Regions from separate parts of the Homo sapiens genome. Here region 2 is linked to region 1. Evidence: chromatin loops called from intact Hi-C (ENCODE). Cell type or tissue: Panc1. All regions are shown on one strand. Links, peaks and the distances in the headings refer to the core of each region. The heading gives the core; the rest is flanking DNA.

Region 1 (16,421 bases), core at 7,272-12,271:
CCAAGTTGTGCCTATTTACAATTTTAGTAAAATATTATTAAAAGTTGAACTAAAACAAGCCAACATGAGTTGAGTAGAGATCTACCCTTTCATGCCACCTTCTGCCACTGTCCTGTCATGCAATAAATGAAGTTATCAGGTTAACACGTGGTTAAATGTACAATACACTCAGCAATAACATCCCTTTATCTGCACAGATTTCAGACAAAATAACATCTTTCTCCCCAGGGTGCTTTTCCAGGTGGGACAGAAATCTTTTATTTTTAAAAAAGAAAGTGGACAGGGCATGGTGGCTCACACCTGTAATCCCAGCACTTTGGAAGGCCAAGGCGGGTGGATCATGACGTTAGGAGTTCAAGACCAGCCTGGCCAAGATGGTGAATCGCTATCTCTACTAAAAATACAAAAATTAGCTGGGTGTGGTGGCAGGTGCCTGTAATCCCAGCTACTCAGGGGGCTGAGGTAGGAGAATTGCTTGAACCCGGGAGGCGGAGGTTGCAGTGAGCCAAGATCGCACTGCACTCCAGCCTGGACGACAGAGTGAGACTCCATCTCAAAAAGAAAGAAAAAGTGAACATTGAATGGGTAGATCATATTTAAATACATGTATTATTTGTTTTAGGAAAAAGAGATTGCCACTGTCCATGGTTTTTGCGCATAAAATTGTAGTTTAGCTTGCATTAAGCCTGCAATAATAGTTGTTTTACTAACGAGCACCATTGAATTACAAACGAGTATGACACAATATTATATCTAAACATTTGCCTATTATGCCATTTAATTTGGCTCAAATGTTCTCTTAGTATTTCGTTTCTGTCCCGTTATTATTGATCTATACATTTATTACTTGAAACTTGCAATTTTAAAGTTTCTACAACCTTTTCAGTTTTTATCACTGGAATTTTGGATCGAGTAAAGTAGATTGCTCTCTCATTGGTAGATTATAGATACAGTGAACTGAAGTTGATAGTAAATAACAATATCCAATGTACAGCAAGGTATCTCCTGATTTCAGCATTTCTGGGAGAAAACTCATGTTTATTTAAAACACATTTTAACCTACCTAAAAACTCAGGACAAGGCAGGATTTAAAAAAAAAATAAGATTAAAAAAATGGCCAAGTGACATCACTACAAATTTTAAAAACAGGTATCTATGGAGCCACAAATCTATAACATCTTAGATGTGAAGGAAGTTCATGGCAATGTAGTCCATTTGTCCTTTTTCGTTTTGTTTTGTTTGAGACGTAGTTTCACTCTTGTCACCCGGGCTGGAGTGCAACCTCCTCCTCCCAGTTTAAGCGATTTTCCTACCTCAGCCTCCTGAGTAGCTGGGATTATAGGTACCTGCCACCACGCCTGGCTAATTTTTGTGTTTGTAAGTAGAGACAGGGTTTCACCATGTTGGACAGTCTGGTCTCGAATTCCTGACCTCAGGTGATCCACCCTCTTCGGCCTCCCAAAGTGCTGGGATTACAGGCATGAGCCACTGTACCTGGCCCCGTTTGTCTATCCTTGAATCTAGTACCATCAAGTCTTTTGTTTCTGTAGTTGAATTCTGAGAGCATCATCAAATGCAAAAGTTTTATACATTAGCACACACAGTATTGAAGATTTGAGATCTGCCACAATGAGAGGAAAATTAAATGATAAAACATGTTGAAATGATTTATCTCCCTTGAAGTCAAAGCAAACAAAAATTTTTAAGATATATTTTAAAGACAAAACACCATGTTGCCCTGACGTCAATAATGGTTCCATGAACATGAGTGTGAAATATCACTTTTCCAAGTGGGCCAGGATTTATTGCATTGGAAGGGAATAGAGATCATTTGTTCACCTCCTTCTTACAAATGGGAGAACAGAGTCAGAGGGGTGAAGGGTTTGCTGGAGGCCACACAACTTGAACATGTTACAGTCAGCACACTTTGATAATCCTTGCTTTTTGTACCACTACTGTAAGTAAATTAATGATCAGAACTCCTAAAAGTGATCTTTGAATTCACCAGAGAATTGGAGTTGATATTTAGTTTAAAATTCACATACTGACAAAGTGAAACTCATAGTTTTGTACCCTACATTTCTTAAATCTTAACCTAAATAAAAAACGGAACTTCCTTTTTTTAATTAACAGTTCTTTCACAGCATAAAAGTAAAATATAAAAAATGCAAAAAAAAATTTGTTGAAAACTAAATTTAAAAAAAAAACTAAAGCTACAGAAAAGGTGAAAAAATAACTAATAGTTCTAAGACCTCCATTTTGCCAAGTTCCATTTTAATTATAAAGAAACATTCAAAAGGGCAATTATAGTTTAATAATCTACTAAACCCATTTTTAAATGAAAATATATGTATTAATGATACAATAGAAATATACTTTTATAAGTAACTTTCATAAAGAATCCTTGGTTTTAAAACTTTCCATTCTCGGGAGGCCGAGGCGGGTGAATCACGAGGTCAGGAGTTTGAGACTAGCCTGGCCAATATGGTGAAACACCGTCTCTACTAAAAATACAAAAATTAGCTGGGCATGGTGGTGTGTGCCTGTAGTCCCAGCTACTCAGGAGGCTGAGGCAGGAGAATCGCTTGAACCCGGGAGGCGGAGGTTGTAGTGAGCCAAGATTGCACCACTGCACACTGCACTCCAGCCTGGGCGACAGAGTGAGACTCCATCTCAAATTAAAAAAATAAGTAAATAAATAACTTCTCATTCTCTGAAGATCAAAGCACTTGAGAAGAGCAGAATGCATACTGTTACCTTTAAGATAATTTTTAAGATAATTTAATTTTAACTACCCGAGTTAGATGACTGTGAAAAATAAAAACAAAAAATGTCCAAGGAACTTCCTCTCTTAATACTATATGTAAACTTAACTATTCATGCTATAGTTTTAACTCATTATTTTTCTTTCATTAATAGAAGTGGACAGAAGCTAAAAACCACCTTCAATTAATAATATTCCTTTATTTGCTTTAAGACTTTTATTAAGGCTCTTCCTTGCCTCCTTTTCAGGTCTAAGAAACCCAGTTTTTTACAATTTAATTTTAATACTTAATCTTTCACATTTTTTCTTAGATCTATATTTCTATCCATATCCATCATTTCTCTATTTGGAGCTTAAATCTAAATATAATGCATTTGCAAAATATAAATATAACAAAACATTTACTAAAGTCTCCTACATATGAAAAAAATCTCTATTGTATATGTATAATTATTTTTTATCTTAAATTTACTACCCTGCAGTACATTTTTATTTATAATAACTGCTATAAGTAATTTTCAATTTGGATTCTTTTAACAGTCTAGACTTAGTTCTACAAACTTATTAAACAATCTTTCAAACTTATTTGGATAATAGAAAAATATGTTAAATGGTACCATAGTGAAAAATGAATACTACCTAGTTTATCTTTTTAATGAGTTTCTACTCTCTCTAAGTCAAATTCGATAGTGATACATTAGTCAATGTATCTAGTATAGCAAATAAATTTCTTCTTATATGGTAAATCTGAGTAATTTGTGGATCCCTGCAATGTGTCCTGTGAAACCAAATCCAGCCTCTGAAGGAAAGATTGTCATAATTGATTAGTTATGTCTGTCATGGATGTGCATCAGGTGATCAAGTTCTTCATATGGGAAAGAGTTAACTTATTTCTTTCAACTTTTACTCAAGTATGTTTGGGATTAGGGATACAGCTGGGATATTTAATTCATTTAACTAAAAAACATGGTTTTGGTTAGGTGGTAATTTGTTTTAAGACATTTTCTTGACAAATATTTTTCCTTGGAAATTTGGGTTACTTTCTAATTTTAATATTAATTATTGCAAGAGAGTTAATTGGTATAGTAGTTATGTATTTATGCATAATAATATTACAGAAGCTTTATGTCTTAAGACAACACACATTTATTAGCTCACAATTTCTGAGGAGCAGTAGTCCACACATTGCCTAACCAGGACTTCTTCCAGGCTACAATAAAGATATAGGCAGGGATGTGTTTTCATCTATCGTTCAACTGGGGAAGGAACCACCTCCTCACTCATATGTTTGTTTGCGGCATTCAGCTGCTTATTATGGTTTCATTTTTTGACTGGTTGTTGGCCAGAGACTACCCTAAGATCCTTGCCACATGATCCTCTTCACAGGGAAACTCATAATAAGATCACATTTTTTTCAAATTGTAGAAGTGAAATGTAAGACAACATGAAAAAGCTTTGGCAGCTTGCTTCTTTAAAGCTAGTGAAGGAGAGTCTATGGGCATTACTATCTTTTTGTAACATAATCCCACTCATGATGTATATCCCATCACCTTTACCATATTCTTTTTTTTTTTTTTTTTTTGAGACGGAGTCTCACTCTTTCGCCCAGGCCGGAGTGCAGTGGCCCCATCTCCGCTCACTGCAAGCTCCGCCTCCTGAGTTCACACCATTCTCCTGCCTCAGCCTCCAGAGTAGCTGGGACTACAGGCGCCCGCCACTGCGACCGGCTAATTTTGTGTGTGTGTTTAGTAGAGAGGGGGTTTCACCGTGTTCGCCAGCATGGTCTCGATCTCCTGACCTCGTGATCCGCCCGCCTCGGCCTCCCAAAGTGCTGGGATTACAGGCTTGAGACACCGCGCCCGGCCACCTTTACCATATTCTATTGGTAGAAGCTAGTTACAGGTTCTACCCTCCAGGAGAGTGGACTGTGGAAAGGTCTGATTACCTCAAGGTGGAAATTAGAGGGGCCATCCTAGAGTATATGTGCCACTGTTAGGATGCGTAAATTTTCAGGGAAATTTATCTGGGTATAAGAAAATATTCTCATATAGCCTGAAGATATCCTGAATCGTTAGTATCTGCTCTTCTCCTTTAATAGTGAAAGGGAGAAAACTGTAAAAGGAAACATTGATCTAAGAGTAATTATGACATTTATAAGAATTGTTATGGAAAAACTGGTTGCAGATAATATAAGAAAGTCTATATTACAAAAAGACTAGGCATGGACAGCAGTTGAAATCACCAAAGTATTAAAATATATTTTAAGAAGACAGAATCAATGAGAAAAGAAAGAAAACCTGAGACTTTAAGCATTATAAATGAGAGAAGGAGAAAGCAAAGCTGTCTCTTAAAAAAAAAAAAAAAAGAACAAAAGCATATAGCTACTGGATTTACAAGCCGAAATCTTCATCACAATTCTCCTCTTAGCCTTACTGTTAAAAGTCATAGTATGATATTGGCTGTGGGTTTGTCGTAGATAGCTCTGATTATTTTGAGATATGTCCCATCAATACCTAATTTATTGAGAGTTTTTAGCATGAAGCGTTGTTGAATTTTGTCAAAGGCCTTTTCTGCATCTATTGAGATAATCATGTGGTTTTTGTCATTGGTTCTGTTTATATGCTGGATTATGCTTATTGATTTGCATATGTTGAACCAACCTTGCCTCCCAGGGATGAAGCCCACTTGATCATGGTGGATAAGCTTTTTGATGTTCTGCTGGATTTGGTTTGACAGTATTTTACTGAGGATTTTTGCATCGATGTTCATCAGGGATATTGGTCTAAAATTCCCTTTTTGTGTTGTGTCTCTGCCAGGCTTTGGTATCAGGATGATGCTGGCCTCATAAAATGAGTTAGGGAGGATTCCCTCTTTTTCTATTGATTGGAATAGTTTCAGAAGGAATGGTCCCAGCTCCTCCTTGTACCTGTGTTAGAATTCGGCTGTGAATCCGTCTTGTCCTGTACATGTTTGGTTAGTAAGCTATTAATTATTGCCTCAATTTCAGAGCCTGTTATTGGTCTATTCAGAGATTCAACTTCTTCCTGGTTTAGTCTTCGGAGGGTGTATGTGTCGAGGAATTTATCCATTTCTTCCAGATTTCTAGTTTACTTGCATAGAGGTGTTTATAGTATTCTCTGATGGTAGTTTGTATTTCTGTGGGATAGGTGGTTATATCCCCTTTATCATTTTTTATTGCATCTATTTGATTATTCTCTCTTTTCTTCTTTATTAGTCTTGCTAGTGGTCTATCAACTTTGTTGATCTTTTCAAAAAACCAGCTCCTGGATTCATTGATTTTTTGAAGGGTTTTTTGTGTCTCTGTTTCCTTCAGTTCTGCTCTGATCTTTGTTATTTCTTGCCTTCTGCTAGCTTTTGAATGTGTTTGCTCTTGCTTCTCTAGTTCTTTTAATTGTGATGTTAGGGTGTCAATTTTGGATCTTTCCTGCTTTCTCTTGTGGGCATTTAGTGCTATAAATTTCCCTCTACACACTGCTTTAAATGTGTCCCAGAGATTCTGGTATGTTGTGTCTTTGTTCTCATTGGTTTCAAAGAACTTCTTTATTTCTGCCTTCATTGAATGGGCAAAAACTGGAACCATTCCCTTTCAAAACTGGCACAAGGCAGTGATGCCTTCTCTCACCACTTCTGTTCAACATAGTATTCGAAGTTCTGGCCAGGGCAATCAGGCAGGAGAAGGAAATAAAGGGTATTCAATTAGGAAAAGAGGAAGTCAGATTGTCCCTGTTTGCAGATGACATGATTGTATATCTAGAAAACCCCGTCGTCTCAGCCCAAAATCTCCTTAAGCCGATAAGCAACTTCAGCAAAGTCTCAGGATACAAAATCAGTGTGCAAAAATCATAAGCATTCTTATACACCAATAACAGACACACAAGAGAGCCAAATCATGAGTGAACTCCCATTCACAATTTCTTCAAAGAGAATAAAATACCTAGGAATCCAACTTACAAGGGATGTGAAGGACCTCTTCAAGGAGAACTACAAACCACTGCTCAATGAAATAAAAGAGGATACAAACAAATGGAAGACCATTCCATGCTCATGGGTAGGAAGAATCAATATCGTGAAAATGGCCATACTGCCCAAAGTAATTTATAGATTCCATGCCATCCCCATCAAGCTACCAATGACCTTCTTCACAGAACTGGAAAAAACTACTTTAAAGTTCATATGGAACCAAAAAAGAGCCCACATCGCCAAGTCAATCCTAAGCCAAAAGAACAAAGCTGGAGGCATCACGCTGCCTGACTTCAAACTATACTACAAGGCTACTGTAACCAAAACAGCATGGTACTGGTACCAAAACAGAGATATAGACCAATGGAACAGAACAGAGCCCTCAGAAATAATGCCACATATCTACAACTATCTGATCTTTGACAAACCTGGCAAAAACAAGAAATGGGGAAAGGTTTCCCTATTTAATAAATGGTGCTGGGAAAACTGGCTAGCCATATGTAGAAAGCTGAAACTAGATCCCTTCCTTACACGTTATACAAAAATTAATTCAAGATAATTAAAGACTTACATGTTAGACCTAAATCCATAAAAACCCTAGAAGAAAACCTAGGCAATACCATTCAGGACATAGGCATGGGGGGCAAGGACTTCATGTCTAAAACACCAAAAGCAATGGCAACAAAAGCCAAAACTGACAAATGGGATCTAATTAAACTAAAGAGCTTCTGCACAGCAAAAGAAACTACCATCAGAGTGAACAGGCAACCTACAGAATGGGAGAAAAATTTTTGCAATCTACTCATCTGACAAAGGGCTAATATCCAGAATCTACAAAGAACTCAAACAAATTTACAAGAAAAAAACAACCCCATCAACAAGTGGGTGAAGGATATGCACAGACACTTCTCAAAAGAAGACATTAATGCAGCCAAAAGACACATGAAAAAATGCTTATCATCACTGGCCATCAGAGAAATGCAAATCAAAACCACAATGAGATGCCATCTCACACCAGTTAGAATGGCAATCATTAAAAAGTCAGGAAACAACAGGTACTGGAGAGGATGTGGAGAAATAGGAACACTTTTACACTGTTGGTGGGACTGTAAACTAGTTCAACCATTGTGGAAGTCGGTGTGGCGATTCCTCAGGGATCTAGAAGTAGAAATACCATTTGACCCAGCCATCCCATTACTGGGTATATACCCAAAGAATTATATATCATGCTGCTATAAAGACACATGTACACATATGTTTAATGCGGCAGTATTCACAATAGCAAAGACTTGGAACCAACCCAAATGTCCAACAATGATAGACTGGATTAAGAAAATGTGGCACATATACACCATGGAATACTGTACAGCCATAAAAAAGGATGAGTTCATGTTCTTTGTAGGGACATTGGATGAAGCTGGAAACCATCATTCTCAGCAAACTATCACAAGGACAAAAAACCAACCACCGTATGTTCTCACTCATAGGTGGGAATTGAACAGTGAGAACACATGGGCACAGGAAGGGGAACATCACACACCAGGGACTGTTGTGGGGTTTGGGGAGAGGGGAGAGATAGCATTTGGAGATATACCTAATGTTAAATGACGAGTTAATGGCTACAGCACACCAACACGGCACATGTATACATATGTAACAAACCTGCACATTGTGCACTTAAACCCTGAAACTTAAAAGTATAATAATAAAAAAAAGTCATAGTCAGTCTAGCCTACATTATCTCTCTCTTCTCAAACTTCACAGAGAACTAGGGTATTGTGTGATGTGATGTACAAATATCCTAAGTGGCTAAACGAGTGCTAGCACATGGCAGGTACTTAACATATATTTGTCATATGACTTTTTAATAACTTGTAGGGTGCCTACTTTTTTTCTTGGCATAACTTTTCACCAGATATACATAAGAACAATCATTCTCTAACTCAGGTCTTCAGAAATTTTTCTGGGGCAAACCTTTCTTAAGTTTTATGTAAGCTGTTTTAGATCCAAAGTAGAGTAGAACTAGCTGAAAGCACAAAGATATTTGGTGCATTTTCAAGAAAATAGGGTTGATGTTTAAAGTAGCTTTAAAAAAATCTGGTCTGAGAACTCAAGAGCAGGACTCACAGTGCAGCCTCAGCATCCCTGGTGTGATGGCAGACACGCTGTGTGGCATAACTCCAGGGGGATCATGTTTTGCCAAGGAGGCCCTGATGGCATGACTGATTCAAGAAGATATCCCTAAAATAGGAACAGTAGGTCAGAATACAGGAAAAGATTTGTGTACTGTTGGCTAAAAAAATGTAATAATAGTAATATAATATAATTTTTCATTGGTCTTTGAAACTTTGAGGAATACATTCGTGACGTTGAAATTTAAGACATATCTGATCTATTATTTATATAGTAGTAGATTCTACTTGAATGATTTACCTTTTTTAACAAAATGTTGTTGTTTTTATTTTCGAGGTTAAACTATGGGCTCCCATTTGGCCTCAAAAATATTTTAGTGCTTTCATGGTGAGTCATTTGAAGATTAAGGTAAAATTTCTTTTTGAAACTGAGGACTCAAAATAGAAATTCTGATTTGAAGCTTACAATTCTAAAAAGTCTACTGCTTAAAAGGAAGAAAGGAATGCATTTAAAAGTTCCATTCTGTATCTCATTCTGCCACTCTGGGCTTAATTTTTGTAGGTGAGTCTGCAAATATTCAGTTAAGACTTCCATCAACTTGTAAAAGCCATGGTTGTATTGAGACCAACAAATTTAATGTGATGCTGTGATGTGATAAAAACTGTACTTGAAATGCAATCCATTAACCTTCATTTGCCTTATGTAGTCTTCTATAATGTAATTTCCTGTCATAAAAGTAAGATGTTCCTAATTAAAATGTTCTCATTTTTGAAGTTCCTAAGTGATATTTAAGTTAGGAGGTGATGTAAAACAATTAATGCTTTTTAGTAAAGAACTTATGATAACATGTGACAAACAGTTTAGATTATCTTCTGTTCTGTGACTTTCCCCTGGTTTATCTTTAGTATCTGAGTTGTGTGGCTAAATATTGGTGAGTTCGTTAGCTGTGCTGTACACACACACACACCACTGAAGCTGAATGTTGTGTTAGAATATGTGTATGTTAGATATTTACAGAATTATAGTAATGCCATTTTTATGTCTTGGGAATTTCCAGATGCTGTAGTTTTAATTTTAAATTCACACTGCACTCTAGTGGGGAATTAGATCAAAGCAAAATTATTTTTATAATGGTACTTTACAGCTTGTGAACTATTTACAATTTTAATAGTGAAATATAGAAGATATTGTGACCCACTATAATTTTCTCAAATGCTAATGTTATAAATATGATTTTATATATTATATATAATATATATTTAATGTTTTACCATAACAGTAAAATAAATTTTTCTACATTAGTCTTGAATATAGAGGAAGATTCACTACTGAAGTAGTTTATTTGATTTATATATATATGTATTCCAAATATGATGCATAAAATCTATATACATTATATATGCATATGTATAATTTATACACATATATACAGTATGTATATGCATATACAGATGTAAGCAATACTCTCTAAATCCTAATACAAGGAAATGCTGAATAAAAGTTACTACGTATTTTTTTCATCGAAAAAAGGCCAAATTTCTTTCACAAGTTTTATGAATAAAAATGAGATTTAAAAATATTTGCCTATAATGGTTCATTACTAGTCTTAATTTTCTGAAGCAATTTAACTTAAATCCTGCATGGGCAACTTTGAATGGCAATGTGTGGCTAGAGCCACCTTTCAAATCACCTAATAGCTTTTTTTTTCTCATTTTTTCTAAGTTATTTCAAATTAATTTTAGTGCTTTTAAAATCCACTTATGATAATTGTCTCTGGAAATTATATTCCAAGTAAGCAGTATCTAATCCCATGACATGAGTACAGTATTTTTCTCTTTTTACTTTATATATGCTTATTCATGATTTCCACAACCTTTTACCATTTTTAAAGGTGATTTTAAATGCTTTCTGCAAAATGACGTATTACAGTAGCAGTTGTATCATCATATTCTTACAAATAATAAATCTTTGTTATATTTTTACCTTCATTTTATGAGCTGGTCAAGAAAATTGTATAAGAATTATAAACTCCATTAGGATTTGTATATATCATACAAATTACAACTCCCCTTCTGTGAAATGGACTAGACTGATATCTTCCCATACAGTACTTTTTTTCCATAATAAAGCAATTTTAAGAACTCTTTATAAGAGACTCTATAAGGAAGTCAGTATTGGTGGATTCTTCTTTTCAGAATAAGTTTTTTTGAGCAAAACTTTTGTAAAATTTGGGGAATATTTAGACATTAAATTTTATTTTTTCAATGAAGTTATTTTTAAAGAAATGGCCAAAATCTGTCACCTGTTGTGTTCTGTATAAATATTACTAAAACTTAAGAATATAAAGCTGCTTACCAAATAAACTTGTAATTTTGACTTTGTAATGAAATAGCCAGCTGTCATCTACCCTGACTAGTTGTATTTCAGTGTTATCGCCATGAAGTATCTCTAGATTAGATTTTTATTTTATTTTCCGTTGAACCAAAAATAATTTCTGGAGATATTATCATATCAAGATTTCTAAAGGAATTTTCAGTGTTTAGCCTTGGTCTCTACCACTATTTATATGAGAGTGTCTGTGCTAAATGTCTTCTAGATATGTAAATTCCTATCTGCCAACTTTTAAAAAAATTACACAGTGGGAGAAGTCATTGTAAAACAAGAATATTTTGGTTTATACCATTTAGAGTCGTATGACTTTGTAAGTCATTTGTAAAACTACTTACACTGTGGTTTATTGTGCACTAAACTGTCTGTTAGTGGCTGTCATCTACAGACGTTTCATTGTCAATTCAGATTGTCTTAGAAACTTGAGATTCTTGGAGATTTTAGAGGTTTGCCACTTTGACAAGGCATCAGATGCAAGAACAGTGACTAAAGGCAATCATAGACAAAACGATGTAACCTGGCTTGTTAAAGTTGAGATAAAACACACTATTTGCAGGGAAAGTTTTCTACTCATTAAAATTGGGTTTGGTTGTCAACTAAAATACACTATTTTACATACTTTCATTTTATATTAATGATTGTGGGAGTTGCAATAGGGTTAAAACACTAAAGCAAATATGAAGTTTATAAATTGTTAATTATGTGATGGTTGGCTTGGATATCTCTGTGTGTGTGTGTGTGTGTGTGTGTGTTTGTGTGTAAATGGCTTATAATCTTAATTGAAACTGATAATAAATAGAAGGAATCAGTTGAGGTGTATTAGATTTTTTGTTAGTGGGTTGGTAGCCCAGTTATTCAGAAGGAAAATTTGAATTAGATAAAATGACTTACAACTGTGTTCCATATTGGATTTTTCAACCCTCAACCGTTTCTTTTCTGAATTGAATTTACCTACCTAGTCACAGGCAGGAGAATTCTGAGCTTTTCACAGAGGGCTGGGGAGCCTTTCCATTGTAAGTTTGTATACGGCAAGTAAGAAGATAGGAGAAGGTCATTTCAGGCAAATTTGAGATAAAGAGCCATCCGATGGTGGACCGCACATGAAGCAGTGAATGTTTCCCTCATTCTTCAAATCACATAATTTATTTCTACCGTGAGATGAATGAGCAAGGGATAAAGAGAACAGAAGTTTCTTTCTCAGTTCTTTCCCAGAGCACACAAGTTCTCAAGAGGTTCCTGTTTTATTGTCAAGGAGAGAAAATGGTCTCTGCTCTATTTTCCAAATTTTAAAAAATATTAAATAAAACTTTTACTGTATAATTGTCTTAGAGTTGCAGAAAAGTTGCCAAATTGGTAGAGTTCCCATAGACCTCCCATCCAATTTTCTCTATTGTCGATATCTTTTGTAAATACGGTACATTTATTACAACTAACGAACTAATAATACATTATTATTAATGATACTCTACGTTTTATTTGGATTTCATTAATTTTTCCTCCGATGTCCATGTTTTATTTCAAGGCCCCATCCAGGATACCACATTTCATTTAGTTTTAGTATTTCTTTAGGCTCCACTGGGCTGTAACAATTTCTCAGACTTCCCCTAGTTTTGATGACCTTGACAGTTTTGCATATTGGTCAGGTATTTTGTATACTGTTCCTTAGTTTGTGTTTGTCTATTATTTCTGTAAGGAAGATCACAGAGGTGAAATACCATTGTTAGCACGTCATATTAAGGATTCTTGCTATCAATGTGACCTGTCACTGTTGATGTGAAACTTGATGTGGCTGAAGTATTATTTGTCAGGTTTCTTCACTATAAAGCTACTTTTCTCCTCTTTCTGTACCACACTGTTTAGATGCAAGTCACTAAGCATAACCTATACTTAAAGAGGAAGAAGAGTGTTGTGCCCTATCCCGCTTTGAATGGAGGATGTCTATTTAAGTTATTTGGAATACTTCTAAATGAGAGTTTGGTATCTATCTCCTTCATTTATATTTATATCAGTATATACTCATTGAAATTTATACTTTAGGTATTAATCCAATAATATGTTGCTTTGATTATTGCTCAAGTTGCTCCAGCTTTGTTTCTTCGGAGTTTTTTCAGTTGGCTTCTGTGTCTACAACTTTTGATTCTTAATTAGGTTACACGAATTGTAGGGTCCAGCAGAGACCCATGCCAGGGGTGGCGTGGGTTAGAGAAGATGAGCACTTCTCAGGGCAGTCTTGATACCAACAGCTGGTCCTTTGGCAAAGGTGGTGACATTTCAGCTTACGTCAGAACAGTGCACTAAATAAATCAACTGCAAGAACCACATTGCATCCCAGAAAAATATTGTTTCTACTTTTATTTTTTCTCAAATTAACTCACATACATTTTTTAATATAGCTTACTAAAAATGAGTCATCTTATGTGTGCCACATTTTAATTATTCCTGTGAGTCTGCAAGAGTAAATCAGTATCCACATCTAGAAAATTAAAACACACTCACACAAACAAACACCTCATTCCTTTGATAATTACTCTCAGGATAATTCCAGTTCTTGAACATGTTAAATAGTGCTGTCTATACCTACATTACTGTATTAAGCCAGACATCTTTCCAGTGTCTTAATGGTTCTGAGGGGTGAAGGTTAGGAGGGAAAAAAGTGGACAAATTGATAAATTATTTTGGGTTCCAAGACAGTCACCTAACGTTTATGTATGACTGCTGAACTTTTTCTCAGTGGAACTCAAATATGTCAAATTTCCATTTAAAAATTTAAGCATGTCGTTTTTACCATATTGGGGAGGAAAATTGCTTACGAATATTGCCTCCTACTTCAGAGAGTGCCATTTGAGCCACTGCAGTTTTCCTGCAAAATCTATAATTTTTTTTTTTTTTTTTTTTTTTTTTGAGACCGAGTCTTGCTCTGTTGCCCAGGCTGGGATGTAGTGGCGTGATCTCGGCTCACTGCAAGCTCTACCTCCCGGGTTCACTCCATTCTCCTGCCTCAGCCTCCCGAGTAGCTGGAACTACAGGCGCCTGGCACCACGCCCGGCTAATTTCTTGTATTTTTTAGTAGAGACGGGATTTCACTGTGTTAGCCACGATGGTCTCGATCTCCTGACCTTGTGATCCACCCGCCTCGGCCTCCCAAAGTGCTGGGATTACAGGCGTGAGCCACCGTGCCCGGGCATCTGTAAATGTTTTATGATGTCCTACCCCAGCCACAATAATTTGAGGTTCTCTTTTTTCCTTAGTGTCAATACCACATATTTTCTATTTCCTTTTAAAGTTGTCATTTTTGCAACTTAGTACAAAATTAATTGTTGACATTGCCTGATAATATAGTCTTTATTTTCTCAGGTGAGCAGGGAATTTCTCATGTGTAAGCAAATAAATCTCAGAGGCTTGAAAGAAAATTCTCCAATATTTTCCCCTGCTAAATTGTTAGCACATGTTCTTATTTTGTGGGTCAAGATGGAAATGTGAATCAAATAAGAAAATATTTTCTTCCAAATATATGCATACATTTAGCAAAAATGATGTGTTACAAGGGCACACCTACTGTGACTATCTCTGTAGCATTGCCTAATTCTGGCAAACCTAAGCTGTTCACGCTGGAGGAAATAAGTTCTTTGGCTTATTTCTTTGAAATTTATTGATTTATTTTTTCATAATAAATGGTCATCATGTGCAATTTTTTAAATACAGAAATGCTAAAGGAAACCAAGCCAACTCTAATCTTGCCACTCAGAATGAAATAATTCTAATACTTTTTCTAAGTCAAGTTTGTGCTTCATATGGTAGTAAATATACTCTACGTAAATTTACATCTTATTTTTGGTTTTTACTTATACACAAAATATTTTCCCATATTATAAAACTTTCCTGATCTGCTTTTAATGGCTATGCATATTGTGATTTTAGCACACCATCATTTACTTAATCATTTTACTACTTAACAATATTTGAGATAAAAGATTTAAAAGCATAAATCAACTCTAGACAAAAGAAGTTTTGAAATGTTCTGATTATAACCTGGATAGATACTTACATTTTTTTATTTATATAAAATAAGGAAAGCTGATATGCTTACATATTTTCCTTTGATTAAAATTAATCATTTTACAAAGTCTATAAATTTTCTTTTAAAATGACCATTTAAATTGCATATTTAAATTATTTTAACAAGGTTATCTGAGTAAGAGAGATAGAGTTTCCTTTTTAAAAGGAAGTTAATATATTTTAAATGAATTAGTTCACAAAGAAAGCATGCGTTATGTACTGACCAACCTTTTACTCATTTTGGAATTTGGATAGTGACTTCAATACCCATAAATAGATTCAAGTATTAGCCATTTTTGGTGGAGTTCACTAGTTTGATTTTCTTTAAAATTTTATTGGCAAACTGATAATACTTACATGTTGTTAAAAACATTTCAGCATTTGTTATCTCATTTACCTGATTCCAAAGTCCATGGCTTTTGTATCATTAAGTTTGTATAATTGCAAGGACCACTTTTGTGATGCTTGTCAGTTTAACTCCAGAACCTAGGAGGACGCTGTCACATAGCAGTCAGCTCATAAATGCACATTAAAATCATGACTGTTTTTCTCTGCTAATATTTTTCAAATACTTTAAAATAACTCCTTAAAGAACTGGGAGAATTGGAATGGAGAACTCCTATCTGGACCATAGTGTGCTAGAGAGGCTTGGGTAGTGGAAGTAGAGAAAACTTAGAAATGAGGTATTATTATTTTAAATTACTTATGAATGGATGTTAAATATAGATTACAATAGTTACTCTAATTATTGCCATCTTACTGGACAATAATTGGTGGCACACACCTGTAGTTCCAGCTACTTAGTAGGCTAAAGTGGGGGGACTGCTTGAGCCCAGGAGGTCAAGGCTGTGCTGAGCCAAGATCATGCCACTGCACTCCAGCTTAAGTGACAGAGTGAAACCCTGTCTCAAATAAAGAAATAAATGTCATATTAAGGCCAGAGATACTGAAATTATGGGTTGACCTTTTCTCTTTGGTTTTAGTATACAAAGCGTACATTTATCCAGAAGTAATGCTTTCCAATGTAAGCCATAATTCAGTCACACTTTTTTTGTACCCTGATTATAAGGCTATCTTGGGTATTCAAAGCCTCTCTTGT
Region 2 (16,421 bases), core at 3,759-8,758, 380 kb before region 1:
CAGCTGTCAAGTGGATTATATGGAATGATGTATATAAAATTTCCTGCGTTGTTCGTGGTCTGTAGTTCCCATCTCTATCCTCCCAGGTAAAAAACGGAAGACAGGGAAATATTGTAACAAAACTCTGAGCGAAGAACATGGCAGTCATTAAACACAAAAATAGGCCCAACTTGGTGCTGCCCGGTAGCAAAATCGAAAAAGAGACAGATATTTTTCTGACCATAAGTCACCTATAGATCTCACCAGTAGAGTCTTTATACATAACATTGCATAACTTGAGGCATATCTTTAATAACAATTCTATCAAAATATATTTTCTATATAAAAGGTTCATTAAAGATTTTTAAATTCAAAACATAGTATCTTCTGGAAATACTGAAAAACGATTGCAGATATATTTATCTAATATTTGATACCTCCTGTAGCCAGTAAGTCCTGGCAAATTTCCTAAACCTTAATTTAACACATTTAAAAATAAATTCTTGTGAGTAGAGAATTTCAAACATGTTTATAGTCTATGACCTACTAATTTAGCCCGAGAAGAAGCTAGCCTAAGGTTAAATCAAATACAAAATCCAGAGAAAGGCTTAAGTCATTCAAATATTTATTGCTGCATTATTTTTAATAGATAAACATTACACATGACCTAAAGAAACCAAAGTCTGATAATGGGTAACAAATAAATGCTGATACATAGAGCTGACATATGTGATACATGCAAGTATCAGAATTTTCTTCCTTTTTGAGGCTAAATAATCAATTGCGTGTATATGCTACGTTTTATGTGTCCATCCATTAATGGACACGTGGGTTACTTCTGCCTTTTGGCTATTGTGAATAATGCTGCTATGAACACTGGTGTACAGTCTGTCTTTGAAACCCTGCTTTTAATTATTTTGGGCATATACCTTGAAATGGAATTGCTAGATTATATGGTAACTTTTACATTTTTGAGGAACTGTTATATTGATTTTCATAATGGCTGTACCATTTTACATTCCCACCAATCATGTACAAGAGTTTCAATTTCTCTACATCCTCGTCATCCTTTGGTATGTCCTGTTTTTTTTTTTTGTTTTCATACTGGATGTCCTAATGGGTATGAAGTAGTAACTCATGGTGGTTTTGTTGTGCGTTTTCCTAATGACAATGATGTTGAGCCTCTTTTCATATGCTTCTTAGCAATTTGTATATCTTCTTTGGAGAAAAGTCTGTTCAAGTGCTTTGCCCATTTTTAAACTATTTGTTTTTGAGTTGTAGGAGCTCTTCATTTGTTTGGTGATTTGAAGATATATGATTTATAAATACTGTCTTTCATTCCATGGGTTGCCTTTTCACTCTGTTGATTGTGTCCTTTGATGAGGAAATGTTAAATTTTGATGTAGTCCAGTTTATCTAGTTATGCTTTCATAACATACTTACCTAACATAATTTAGAATACAGTGCAATGATAGTTATAAAATGTATAACATGAATAGGATCATGTTAACGGAAAAAGTAGGAAAAAAAACTGTAAATAAGAAATCCCTAATTTAAAACATCAAAAACTAATGAATTAAGTCCCACAATGGTAAACTGAATTTTTATTTCTGAAATAGACGGTGTTCATGTTATGTATGCTGTACTTAGGTTCTAAAAGCACATTTCACACTATTTAAATAGAATAGTTTATCAGAAAACAAGTCAAACAGAAATACATGCTTTTTAAAGAATGCTTTAATCGTATACCACCAAGTATTTAAATTATAAGGCACAATACATTTATTTATGTAGTAATATATTATCCAACATATTATTGGATAATAATATTGGTAACTTTTTTGCACAAGTTATTTGAGGCTTCTTAAAATGCTAGGCAGGTTTTATTAAAGATGACTCTCTTCCTATTTATTCTACTTATTTGTATTTCTACTTATCCTTATTTGTAGCAATACAGGCATGCTTCATCATGTCAAGAAACTTTGTACTACATTCAAATTTTACCTCATACATTTATACATTCGTCTATTCAATTATTTTATTTTCAAATGTTTGCTGTGGATATGATGGTGAACAAGAGACATAATGTGTCTGTCCTCATGGAGCTTACATTTTATTAGGGGAAGATAGATATTATACATGGAATAGGTAAGCAAATCTGGCAATGTCAGAGAGGGAAAGTTTCTATGAAGGCAATAAAGTAGGAATAGCAACAGAGAAGGGGAGAACTATTCTCCAGAATGCTGGCATTGCTTATTTTACTTGTATCTATATCTAGGAGAATACTGAAAAGTTTTCTGTTAGCTAAAGTATGGTTTTCATGCTTAGTTCTTTTTTAAAAAAATCTTCAACAGTTCTTACTTTTCCATTTCAATAAGAATTTCAATGCTAAAATTTTTGGATCCAATAATTCAAACCACGAAAGAAACTTTTAGTTCTAGGATATGTGTAATGTGTGTAATGTTTGTCACAGTTTCAGTGATACTTATTATAGCATAAAGTTTCAAGATCTTGACCAAACTTAGGGCAGAGTTTTTTCCAAATTCCTTTATGATTGAACTATGGCTGAATATGATACTAGGCCTGCCAAGTTCTGTTGTTTGGTGAGAAAATTTTGTGGTATCAGTGTCACCAAGACTGTTTCAACTGTCTAGTATACAGGTATAGGAATTTACATCATCTGATTCTAGAACAATAGAATAAAAAGTTTTCCTATTTCCTACATTAGCAAAACAGCTTTCTTATCATCATTGGTTCTATGGGCCTAGCACTATCATGGGCTTCAAGCATCTCTTTGCTTGCCTTGAAGGAGAGCACTCACTGTGCAATGGGACCATTTTATCTCACAGAGTAGATTTAGAATCTTTTATTCTTGATTCTTGTTGACTCAAACCATCAAGAATTAATTTCCCAAATAAAAGATTTCATTGACTTTTTTTGGTTTTTAATTTTATGGGCCATGCATGTGCTGTCCATTTCAAGTACAGCAAAGCAAAGGAAATTCACAAATTGAAGAAGATCTACAAAATTAAAAAGTAATTATGAAATAAATGTTTGCATTGTATATACATGGTTGTAGATTGGCTTATGTGTCCCAATATGGAAAACATACTTAAGTAGCAATCTTTTGGCAATGGTATATGTGAGTTTTGGTGAGTACTGCAGTTTTAAGTTAGAAGGGTTATAAATATAGGGGTCACATGTCAAGCTGTTTTAAGGCAGATACTCTCTATTTAACATGATCTAAACTTCAGGTTAAAAGAATCTGCACCCATAACAAAATATTTATAGTCTCAGATTCCTAAGAGAATAAATGATATCTTTTGGTTCTCTGACCCCACCTTCTCAGATAGCTTCTTGAAGAAAGCAGAAGCTTACTCATTAAAAAGTAAGTGCCATGAAGTAGCAAATTTGGAGGTGGAAATTAGGAAGAAATATCCTTGGGTCCTGAAAGATATGGAAATAGATTTAAAACACATTATTGAGAAAACTAGGAATAGGGAGAAGGGGTGAAATTCTATTTGTTCTTTTTCAATTTGAATTTAAGTGATTCATGTATTACTTGTATTGAAAGGAGAGAATAGAAGTATCAAGTTGTTTTCCCTTATGTTTTTCTGCAGGTTGTGAAAAACAAACTATTAGAATATTAGAATTAACAGGAATTACAATCCTCATCTCCACCTCCGCATTTCGTAGATGGGAAAAGAGAGGTGCAGCCATGAGGTGACCTACCAAGGTCACAGAGCTAGCTTGACACAGCTAGGTTCCTCCACTGTCTCCCCTTCTCTGGCTGCAGGGAAGAGTTCAGCCTGGGTAAGACAGCCTCACTCTTCCATTTTTCAGCCTGAGTAATGAGGAGGGTGGAGATGGAAATGGCTATATCTGTGACGTGAATGTTGTTTTCACTGCCTCTATACAAGTGAGTTATTTTCATTCCTTCCTGATGTCCTTGATTTTTAATTGTAAAATGAGTGACACTTTGAACTCCCTTATAGTTTGGCTTTATTTTCTGCTACCACCAGTATGTACAAATTGTACAAATTGGAATCTTTCTCAGAGTATCTGAAGCTCTACTTTCTATCAGAAAAAGAAAAGCTGACAGGCAGTTTAGATGTATCTTTTCCTTTTTCTTTTGTGAGCGTCTTGTTGCACTGCAGGTCAATTGTCAGAAATATTTATTTAGCTGAAGTTCTCTTTCTGAGCCGACTGAGGCAAAAAGTGGTTGATTGAAAAGTCAGTGTACATGGGTTCACCACTCTGCAATCAACAGGACAATCAAAGGTGCTGGAGTGTTTTTTTTTCCAGGTTCAGGTTGCACTGCATCATGCTTGTACATACGATGCTCAGCATTTGAAGTTTAAATATTGCTGGGACTAAGAAGCCACATAAATATGACCTGAACTCTGATTGCCACCAAATTGGAATGGCATGTCTAAAGATTTTAGAGTCAGCCTTGAGTTTTGTGGCTTTACAAATTTGTAGAAGCTTTGCGAGTGTAAATAAAACTTGGAGTTTCACTCAAAATCCTGAGGAATGAATACATATATGCATAGACATACACACTTCATTGTAGCAAGCCGCTGAGGAAAACTGACAGTGCCTTGCGCTTAGAGAAGATAAAGGAGAAACACATGTACGTTGCAAGTCACAATTAAAATTCAGGAGCAGAAAAGAATTTACTTTCTATCTTTTCTGACCGTTAGTTGGAGGTTGGTTGGTTGAGGTTTTTGGCCTGTGTACAGACTTGTTATCTGAGGGTACAGTGCAGGAAAACTCATTTAGTCATCATCATCATCACCAAAATCACCACTGCCATTCTGCCACCAAATACCCGTTGCTGATTTGAGAACCTGCCACATAAGGGCATAGCACAAACAGCATGAATTGGCAGAAAGAGCTTATTCTTCTTTAAATTTTCATGGCTGGGCAATTGGCTAAGTTGCAATTTTCAAGTGACCTTCTCTCACTAAACCATATGCACACATACTCGGTCATGTAACAGCAGTCCTTTTTGAACATCTACTGTTTGTCAAGCACTTACAGGCACTAGGCATCTCTACTGTTGAATGTGATAGACATGCTCCATGCTCTTGTGGAGCTTAGAGGAGATGATAAAACAATTTTAAAGTGCTAAGTGCTCTGAGCTTGTGCAGTCCAGAAAATGTCACCAAGGAGAGAATACTTGAGCTGAGTCTGCAGGGCTTAGGCAGCATCATGTGAATATCTGGGGCAAGTCTTGCAAGGCAGAGGGAAAAGCAAGAGACAGAGCTTTAAAATAGAAATAAGCTTGAAGTATTTGAAGAACATAAAGAAGGCTAGTATAGTGGGACTATTGAAAGCAAGGAAGTAGATGGAAGAAAATGAGATTAGAGAGGTATGGGAGGGCTTGGTCTGGCTGGGCTACATAGAGAATAGTGAGGGTTCATGCTGGCACACCCCTGGAGGGTTTAAGCAGGGGGTGAGATCGGACTGCGTTTTAGAAATGTAAGGAATAGATTGATTGCAAAGTGGATGATAATGTGTGTTTCGTGAGGAAGGGATTTGTATCTGTTTCATTCACTGCTGTATCTCCAGCCCTGGAACAGTGCCTGGCAAATAAGAGGTGTGTGAGAAGTACCTGTTGAATGTACAGATAGGTATGTGTGTGTGTTCTTATGATTTTTTTTGTATTTTATTTTATTTTTAATTTTATTATTATACTTTAAGTTTTAGGGTACATGTGCACAACGTGAAGGTTTGTTACATATGTATACATGTGCCATGTTGGTGTGCTGCACCCATTAACTCGTCATTTAGCATTAGGTATATCTCCTAATGCTATCCCTCCCTCCTCCCCCCACCCCACAACAGTCCCCAGTGTGTGATGTTCCCCTTCCTGTGTCCATGTGTTCTCATTGTTCATTTCTCACCTATGAGTGAGAACATGTGGTGTTTGGTTTTTTGTCCTTGCGATAGTTTGCTGAGAATGATGGTTTCCAGTTTCATCCATGTCCCTACAAAGGACATGAACTCATCCTTTTGTATGGCTGCATAGTATTCCATGGTGTATATGTGCCACATTTTCTTCATCCAGTCTATCGTTGTTGGACATTTAGGTTGGTTCCAAGTCTTTGCTATTGTGAATAGTGCCGCAATAAACATATGTGTACATGTGTCTTTATAGCAGCATGATTTATAATCCTTTCGGTATATACCCAGTAATGGGATGGCTGGGTCAAATGGTATTTCTAGTTCAAGATCCCTGAGGAATTGCCACACTGACTTCCACAATGGTTGAACTAGTTTACAGTCCCACCAACAGTGTAAAAGTGTTCCTATTTCTCCACATCCTCTCCAGCACCGTTGTTTCCTGACTTTTTAATGATTGCCATTCTAACTGGTGTGAGATGGTATCTCATTGTGGTTTTGATTTGCATTTCTCTGATGACCAGGGATGATGAGCATTTTTTCCTGTGTTTTTTTTGGCTGCATAAATGTCTTCTTTTGAGAGGTGTCTATTCATATCCTTCGCCCACTTTTTGATGGAGTTGTTTGTTTTTTTCTTTTAAATTTGTTTGAGTTCATTGTAGATTCTGGATATTAGTCCTTTGTCAGATGAGTAGGTTGCAAAAATTTTCTCCCATTATGTAGGTTGCCTGTTCACTCTGATGGTAGTTTCTTTTGCTGTGCAGAAGCTCTTTAGTTTAATTAGATCCCATTTGTCAATTTTGGCTTTTGTTGCCATTGTTCTTATGATTTTTAACAGCTTTGTTAAGTGTCCTTTTCCCCTTCTAGAATTGCTGCATGTACTTATTTTTTCCCCTAGAAAATAGTTCTATTTATTGGAAGTTCAACTTTTTTCCCAAAGCATATTAGTAATTTGTTTTCTTTTATTTAGTCTATACATTTTATATATACGAATTATATTCCTAAAATTCCGTGCAAAGCCCTGTGCTTTTCTGACTTGTTAATCTGCTATTAATTATATTTTAGACCTTTCCTTTTTTTGTAAAAACAAAAAACAAAAAAAAATGCACCAAGAAATTTTTCTCACAAAAATTTCATTTTCTTTGTGTGTTTGTGTGTGTGTGTGTGTGTGTTAATTTAATAACTTAGTCACTAGAGATAGCTTTATTGGTTCCTTACACATTCAGCTCTATTTTATTTGCTCATTTTCTCTTTTATTATTTTACAGGATTTTGTATCAGGGTGTTTAAATTGTGCTTCTTTGCCTTGTCTCACTTCTGTAAATATATTTTAGGTTCCTAGAGAGGGCTATTTTTCCCTTTACTTGTCTGTCAAGGGTGCTTATTACTTGAATAGCACATTATAGTCTGTCTGGTGCTAGGACCACACATAATGGTAAAACTTGGACGTTTATAGAGATATTACCTCTAGACTCTACTAAGTAGATGCCCATATTGCCTTTCCTTGAAGTATTTCAGTAGCCTCTCAACTGACCTCATTGTCTATAGTTTTTCTTCATTCCAAGTTATCCTCCACTTAATGTCTCTGCTTATTAAGACAGGGGTTTGCTGATGTCACTTCCTCACTTACTTACAAAACTTTTGAAGATTCTACCTTATGTATAAAATAAATATTGGTTACAATAATGTACAATTTCAGACCTCTTACCATCTGACTCTCCCTACCACATCAGCTCCATAACTCATTTCCCTACCACCCACACCACCGTGTAGAGTTGGGCCATACTTGATTACATCCTCCTTCAATCGAAAGCACCCGCAGCCTCCTGTCTTTGTTTACATTTGTCGTCTTTGCCTGCTTTTTTCATCTCACCAAAATCTTCTCCTCCTTCAAGTGTCTCTGCAATGCCATTCTCAGACGTCTTGGACAAAACTGATGCTCGGGGAACTTTGCTTATGCTGCTGTTCTTCCTTCTTGCCTACCTGTTTGTCTTTTCCCTCCGCTCCCCTCCCCTTGCCTTCCCTTCCCACAGGGTCTTGCTCTATTGCTCAGGCTGGAGTGCAGTGGTGCAGTTATGGCTCATTGCAGCCTCAACCTCCTGGGCTCAAGTGATCCTCCTGACCCAGCCACCTGCGTAGCTAGGACTACAGGCATGCCCCACCATGTCTAGTTAATTTTTGTATATATTTTTTTCTTTGTAGAGACAGGATTTTGCCCTGTTGCCCAGGCTGGTGTTAAATTTCTGGCTCAAGCAGTTCCACCCATTTCGGCCTCCCAAAGTGCTGAGATTACAGGCGTGAGCCGCCACACCCAGGCTTGCTGTTTTATTTCTAAACTATTTCTGTCATATTTAATTGGTGACATATCTCTCCTCCTTACTGGTCTATGAATGCCTTGAAGGTGGGGGAAGAATTTGCTCATCATTTTATCACCAGAACCACATGCAGTGTTTGACCAACTGCATGGTCAGTTGAATACTCACTGAATGAGTATTCAATACTCGATGAACAAGGGAGTGACTGAGTGACCGAGTGAATAATTATGTTTGTAAGCACAGGTTGAATTGCATGGCCAGCATCATTCTCTATATTGGCAAAACTTTGTCATGTAAGGGACTCTGAGATGCTGCTATTATTGAGACAAACACTAGCTGATTGGATCACCTTGAAACTTGAGCCAGAGTAGTTGGGAGAAGGGTTTGCTCTTAAATATAAGGCATCTCAGCTATTATCCTTTTTCTGGAATGACACTGCATTCATAGTTCATGCATTTACTTTGAACAATATTTAAATAAACTTCTTATTGAAGTGTAACACTTATACATAAAAGCGTACTAGTCATAAGGAGATGGCATGAGAAATTGTCACAGCCAGGCAATCAGCACACAGCCTGTAACAGGCATTACTGATGCTGTGCATCATAGCCCTGCAGCCCACCTGGATTCAACTGCATGTGGGAAAGATGGGGTCTTGCACTTTCTCTGTCACAATGAAAAACTGTTGATAGAAAGAGGACGTGGGTGGTTAATTCCCATGGGGCAACCCTCAAACAACAGGTTGGGAGTCTGGTCCTAGGTGGCACAGACTGCTCATCCTCCTCATCCTCATCCTCCATCCTCATCCTCCAGTGAAACATGAGCAGGACAAACCTGTTCCAAATGGTTCTCAGAGAGTTAACAGCAGCAAGAATAAGCCCATACTGTCTGCAGTGGCATCGGCTCATTAGTGCAACTTTCTTTGCTTGCTTTCCCTTCTTCCCTGTCTTACCTTCTCCATGTCCTCACTTGTACTTTATGTGATCAACTCTCAAATTACATGCATCCAAATCCCTATTTCAGGGTCTACTTTCGAGAAGAGCCCAAGCTAAGACACCAGATAAGAAGCAGAATACTAGCAGAATGCTATCAGCATCCCAGAAGTCTATTTGTGCCCCTTCTCAAGGACTATACTCTTCTTCCTGCCCAAAGATAATGACTATTCTGATACCATAGATACTTTGCCATTTTTAAGTTTATATAAATAGAATTATGCAGTGTTTTCTTTTGTTTTGATTTCTTTCATTCAATTAGGTTCATGAGATTCATCTGTTTCATTTTGTGTAGCAAGTTTATTCTTTTTACTGACATTGTATTTCATCGTGTAACTATATCACAATTTGTAATTTATTCATGAGGATATTTTGAATGTTTCTAGTATGAGCATTCTTGTATATGCCTTTTGATACTCATTCATATGTATATCCACACATATATGTGTGGATGTGTTCCAGCATATATATTTGTACATATGTATGTGTGTGTATATTTATATATATATTTATTTATATGTGTGTGTGTCTATGTGTAGAAAGAGCTTATAATATACACACACATATTTACGTATATGTACACACATATATACACACACATATTTCTGTTGGGCATGTATGTAGGATTTGAACTGCTAGGTCATTGGATATTTGTGTATTCAGCTTCAGTAGATTCTACAAAAAGATTTTCTGAAGTGATTGTGCTAGTTTGTACTCCTACTAGCAATGAATTGAGGCTTTCTTTTCTTTCTTTCTTTCTTTTTCTGAGATGGAGTTTCACTCTTGTTGCCCAGGCCGGAGTGCAATGGCTCAATCCCAGCTCACTGCAACCTCCACCTCCTGGGTTCAAGAGATTCTCCTGCCTCAGCCTCCTGAGTAGCTGGGATTACAGGCAAGTGCTGCCACACCCAGCTAATTTTGTATTTTTAGTAGAGACGGAGTTTCTCCATGTTTGTCAGGCTGTTCTAGAACTCCTGACCTCAGGTGATCCACCCGCCTCAGCTTCCCAAAGTGCTGGGATTACAGGTGTGAGCCACCACGCCCAGCCTGAATTTAGGGTTTCTAAATTTTAAATGTTTAGTAATTGTTGTAGATACATATTTGTTAGGGTTTATATTTGCACTGTCCTAATGACTAGTGAAGTTGGGCATTTTTTAGTGTGGTTTTTTTCCATGCAGCTCTCTTTTTCCCAATTTTATTGTGAAAAAATGCACAAAAATCTACTATCTTAACCAATTTTAAGTGTACATTTCAGTGTTATTAAGTATATTCATACTGTTTGTGGTTGTGCAACCATCACCACCATTCATCTGCAGAATGGTTTCATCTTTCTGTGCATCTCTTTCAGAAGTAGAGAAAACTCTTTGAGAATCCCCAGAATAAGACTTGCCCTCATATGGCCATTGGCTACAACTGGATCATGGATGTTTATACATACATTTGTGAAGTTTTGAAATCCTTTTCTTGTGAAGGACTTGTTCAAATATTTTCCCACTTTCTTTTTAAATGGCTTCATTGTTTTGTCCATTTGAAGGAATTCCTCACATAATCTGCATATAACTCTTTTACCAATTATATTTGTTGTAAATATCTTCTTTCACATTGTCAGTTTCTTTTCCCCTGTATCAATGGTGTCTTTTTAATAATCGATGGTTCTTAATTTTAATGTAGTTCAATTCATTGATTTCACTATAGTTATTACTATTTTTTTCATCCGGTTTAAGCTATCTTTTTCTTCCCCAAGTTCTTGAAGATATTCAATCTTATTGTCTTCTAGCAGTCTATAATCAACATTTGAAACTACATTATTTTTACTTGATATTATGTCTAGAATCCAATTTTCATACTATTAGTTTTTTTAAACATGTGGCAGAAACATTTCAAAATCTATGCATCATATAACGAAACGTTAAATGTATCTTATATAAATTCTGCTTCACTTATTCAAATGTCTCTTGTAGAATTTCAAGCTCTTTTGTTTAAATTTCCTATATAAAAGCCCAGCTTCTCATTTTCTTTTTTAAAAGGGCTTATTTAGCTTTCATTTTTTTTAAAATAATTTCACACTTTTTCAAGGTGATTTACTAACCAGGTGAGATAAAATATAATAAAATTTGTTAAAACAAATAGCAGAGGTCAGAAGTTAGAAAAGAAACATTTTGGGGTACCGTTACTTTAGTGGATTACAAAACTACAGCAGTGAGTGAGAAACGAAACCACTTTGAGCAATTGAAATGTCAGAACTGAATACAGACATCTGTTACCTAATATCTGTAATCTGTTTTTAAAAATCAGATGTTTTGCCCACATTTTAGGCAATTTGCTAATTGGAAAGCTATTTCCTACTTTTTAAACGGGAAGAAGTTATTGTCTTTTACCTGTGAACTTATCAATTTCCTAAAATGTGCACAATATGGCAATGTGCTTTCCAATAACAAACCATGCTATACACATTGCTTATGAACTTTAATATGGTTGCTAACAACCAGTAGTCTTCTACACAGTAACATGTACAAGTTGCCTTCTCAGTGCCATTGACATCCAGGATGTGAATCTGCTTTCTTGACACTCCAAATACTTTTCAGAATATCTATAGTAATAAGGTCATCCCATTTAATAATGTATATGAAAAATAACTCTAGATTTCTCCCCTACTTAATTTTGTGAAAAACATTGTATGAGTTTTGTGGATGAAACATAATTTTATTCTATGCAAACACTGGACAAAGCCATTGTATTGAGAAGTGTATATATATTATATGAAGCTTGGATAATAAACAATAGGAGATGTGCAAATGAAAATATTAGCCCAGGAAATGGTGTATTGGTATATCTGTACAGACTGTGGAAGTAAAGGCTACAACAACTACTTGGAGATTCGGTCAAGGTCCAATATATCAGTAATACAATAAAAGTAAAATTACTAAATTCACCTATTAAAACAGAGCATTAAATAAGATTAAAAAAGAACTAGCTATATGGAGTTAATAAAAGTGACAACTAAAATCTAAGGCTAGAGAAATTTTGAAAATAAAGAGTTGAAATGTCTAGTACATAGGAACCAAAAATACAAAAGAAATAGGAACATCACTTTATGTTAAAAGAAACAATCTGCTAAGAATATATAACTCTCAAGACTTTTATGCATTTAACAACCTAACCAGGATTTATGACATATAAAATGAAAATAATTATACTTTTGGAAAATTTAGAAACATATAAAGAAGGCAGAAAGTGACAACAGTGTTAGTAAGGCTATACCATAATGGAACAGCAAAATTAATAAGCTTAAATTAATAAATGTATATAAAATCTTTCATCCAACACCCAAAGAATATACATTCTTTTTAGTGCTTATTCACACACTTGTATAAACTTATTTATTACAAGGCCACAAAGAGATTCTCAAAAAATTTCAGAAAAACAGTATTATATAAGTGATAGTCTCTGACTAAAGTTAATATTGCAAATATTCATAGATATAACTAGCAGAAACAGACTTTTTAAAGTCCTCAGAGTTTATAAGCATGTAAAATGGTCATAAGACCAAATGCTGGAGAACTAGTGACTTAGTTAAACTTTCTGTTCTCTCTTTTTTTTCACCCCACATAAAAAAATCAGACTTCAGTCAGCTTCACAGTTTCACTTTACTAGGCTTCATAGAACAGTCACAGTATTTGCTAAATGTATCCTATTCTGTTTAGGATCGTAAAACTAATATCAAAACCCAACTGGGATTATAAAGGATAAAAATTTTATGTTAATTCTTAGACAAAGCACTAGCAAGTAAAATCTAACATTGTCTAAAAGAAACACAGACTAGGCACAGTGGCTCATGTCTGTAATACCCGCACTTTACCGGGGCCAAGGTGGGTGGATCACTTGAGCCCATGAGTTTGAGACCAGCCTGGGAAATATGGCAAAATCCTGTCTCTGCAAAAAAAAAATACAAAAATTATCCAGCTGTGTTAGTACATGCCTGTAGTCCCAGCTACTAGGGAGGCTGAGGTGGGAGGATTGCTTGAACCCAAGCGGTTGAGGCTGCAGTGAGCTGTGATTGTACCACTGCACTCCAGCCTGGGCAACAGAGCTAGACTCTGTCTCAAAATAAATTCAATAAATAAATAAATAAGTAGATTTTAATCCACAATCATAAGGATAATTCACATGAAAAACAAATGTAATCATTTCATTAATATATTAAAAGTAATGTATTAAAAAGTCTAGTAATCTCCTAAATAGATATGGAAAAGGCTTTTAATATAATCCAGTAACATACTTGTTAAAATCTCATCCCAAACAGAAATAGAAAGCATTGTCCTTAATCTGTGTGTTAGTCCATTTTCTCACTGCTGTATAGAATTGCCTGAGACTGGATAATTTATAAACAAAAAAGTGTATTGACTCACAGTTCCCCATGGCTGGAGAGAACTCAGGAAACTTACAACCATGGCAGGAGGTAAAGGGAAAGCAAGGCATGTCTTACACGGCAGCAGGAGAGAGAGCGGGGGAAGTGCCACAGTTTTAAACCATCAGATCTTGTAAGAACTCACTATCACAAGAACAGCATGGGGAAAACCGCCCTCATGATCCAATCATCTCCCACCAGGTTCCTTCCTCAACACATGGGGATTACAATTTGAGATGAGACTTGGGTGGGGACACAGAGCCAAATCATGTCAATCTGATACATGGTAACTACTAACATCACAGTTAGTGGTCTAAATTTAGAAGACAAATCAAATTAGAATCAGAAACAATAGGGGTATGTCTGCCATCATCACCATTGTTCTTTAATCTACTGGTAGTCACATCCTACACAATAAGCAAAAAAAATGGAAGAAAGGAAGGAAGGAAAACAGGCAGGCTATTTAAAAGGAGGAGATACAATTATTATTTGTGGATAAAAGGTTGTACATTGTAATCTAAGAAATTTACTAGCCAAATTTATAAATTAGTGTTAATTCAGTAAAGTTTTTGGAGAAAGGATCAATATATAATATTTGATAGTGTTTACATACATCAGGAATAGCCAATTGCAAGGGTAGTCAGGAAAATCTATTTCATTAGTAATAGCAACAAATGACAGGGTACTGAGAAATCCATCTAAAATTTCAGTTACAAAAACTTTATGAAGACAATGTCAAGCCTTTAAGGGTTTTAAAATATATAAAAAGTGATAAGTTTAGAGATTAGCTACATTTGTGGATGGAGTGACGAGACTAGTTGTAATTCACTTCAAGCTAATCTATAAATTCATTGTAATTTCAGTGGAAATTTTAAGTGTTTTTTCATGAAACCTGACAAAGTAATTCTAAAATTAGTGGGTTTGGTTGAAATTCCAATAAAAGTTGAAGTAATTCTTAAGGGGAAAACAGAAAAAAAGAGACAAATCCTATGAGAATAAAACCTTATGTTTGTTTTTTATTTATTTATTTTTTGGAAAGATACAGTGACTGAAACAGTGACAAGCAGATTACCAGAACATTATATAGAAACTCAAAACAGAGGCAAATATGAAAAATTGCAGAGAATAGAGGTGGTGCTCAAATTTCCAAGGAGACAGTCACCTAGGGAGATGCTAGAAAATTTGGCTAGGCTTTTTTTTTTTTTTTTTTTTTTTTTGAGACAGAGTCTCGTTCTGTCACCCAGGCTGGAGTGCAGTGGCGCGATCTTGGCTCACTGCAAGCTCCACCTCCTGGGTTCACCCTATTCTGCCTCAACCTCCTGAGTAGCTGGGACTACAGGCGCCCACCAACATGCCTGGCTAATTTTTTTTGTATTTTTTAGTAGAGATGGGGTTTCACCGTGTTAGCCAGGGTGGTCTCGATCTCCTGACCTCGTGATCCGCCCGCCTCGGCCTCCCAAAGTGCTGGAATTACAGGCGTGAGCCACTGTGCACGGCCTTGGCTGGGTATCTTATCAGAAATAAAATTATGTCAGTATTAGATCATATAAAAATATTATAGTTATAATTTTTTAAAAACAACAAAAAGGATCCCAAATTTGCAAAAACAACGTAGGATAAATTTTGATGACCTGAGGGTAGAAAGGATTTTTTAAAGATAGCACATTGCACATAGTGTAGAGAAAACATGGATAAATCTGACCAAGTTAATATTAGAAATTCTGCTATAACCCAATCTCAGAAGTGACATGCCATCGCTACTGCTGTATCTGTCGGTCACACAGATTGCTACTGGTACCATATGAGACGGGACTACACAAGGGTGTAAATACTAGGAAGCAGGAATCACTGGGGCCATCATCGTAGAGACTAACAGCCACAGTTCCCTAATGCTTGTCCTACTCACTTCAGGACCCAGCACCAGATGCAAAAAAACAAAACCAAACAAAAACAAACAAAAAACCGTCACACATACATTGTTTAACCAGATCCTACAATTGCATAAGGCCAAATCCCAATAAAAATTCCTTATTCTGCATGGCTCCTAGAGGTCCTGCCTCTCTGACTTAATACAAGTATCAAGTATCTCTGACTTAATACAAGTATCCCTAACTGATACAAGTATCTACTTCACAAGATTCTTGTGAAAATGAATAATAGGCTGGGCACAGTGGCTCAGGCCTGTAATCCCAGCGCTTTGAGAGGCCAAGGCAGTCAGATCACTTGAGGTCAGGAGTTTGAGAACAGCCTGGCCAACATGGTGAAACCCCACGCTTGTAATCCCAGCACTTTGAGAGGCCAGGGTGGACTTCCAGATTTGCCTCACTCCTGTAAAAGCTCTAAGCACATAAACTCCATAAGCACATATACTCCAGCTCTCCAGACTTCAGAGAGGGACAGAGAAATTATAGACTAGAAAAAAACACCACAAAGGGCCAAACCAGGGGCCCTAGAGAATGAAGGAGAAATGAGTTCTTCCCAGATTGCAGAATTAGGGTGTAACTAAAGTACTTCTTCTATCCCAGGGGAGGGAGCCTTTTTACTGACTGTCTAGCTAAGGGCCAATGTTGTTGTATCTCTCTTCTATCCCTTTATAAGTGAGAGTTTCTATTGAGAATACCCTGCCCCTAACCCATCATAGTATATTGGGTTGATATGGGGGAGGGCTAATGCAAAGCAAAGCAGGTAAATTCGTTTTTTAATCCAAAGTGACAGGTCTCTAGACTCGAAGAGGTCACATCTAGATGTGATGGAGGGGACCATGCAGTCCTTGGAGATCCTAGACTTAATCTGGGTGCAGAGACTGGGTGGGGCTTTGAGG

The links. A loop is a pair of places that touch in the nucleus more often than their neighbours do. Peaks named below come from ENCODE experiments on the same cell type or tissue, not always from the same donor. Only the 100,000 strongest peaks of a DNase experiment are listed, where the experiment ranks them.
Region 2: a loop joins it to region 1, with 3 times the contacts of the local background. A loop is called at or near these places in 7 of 110 quality-filtered maps.

What each region holds. Positions count from the first base shown.
Region 1 is chr3:22,169,623-22,186,043 of GRCh38, reverse strand. It overlaps a transcript of ZNF385D not described here. Among named protein-coding and RNA genes, the nearest start is that of ZNF385D-AS2, 220 kb to the right of the region's middle. In Panc1, for the core only: no CTCF peak of the experiment used is centred there; a DNase peak (open chromatin) is centred at 9,933.
Region 2 is chr3:22,544,573-22,560,993 of GRCh38, reverse strand. No RefSeq gene overlaps it. Among named protein-coding and RNA genes, the nearest start is that of ZNF385D-AS2, 600 kb to the right of the region's middle. In Panc1, for the core only: no CTCF peak of the experiment used is centred there; no DNase peak of the experiment used is centred there.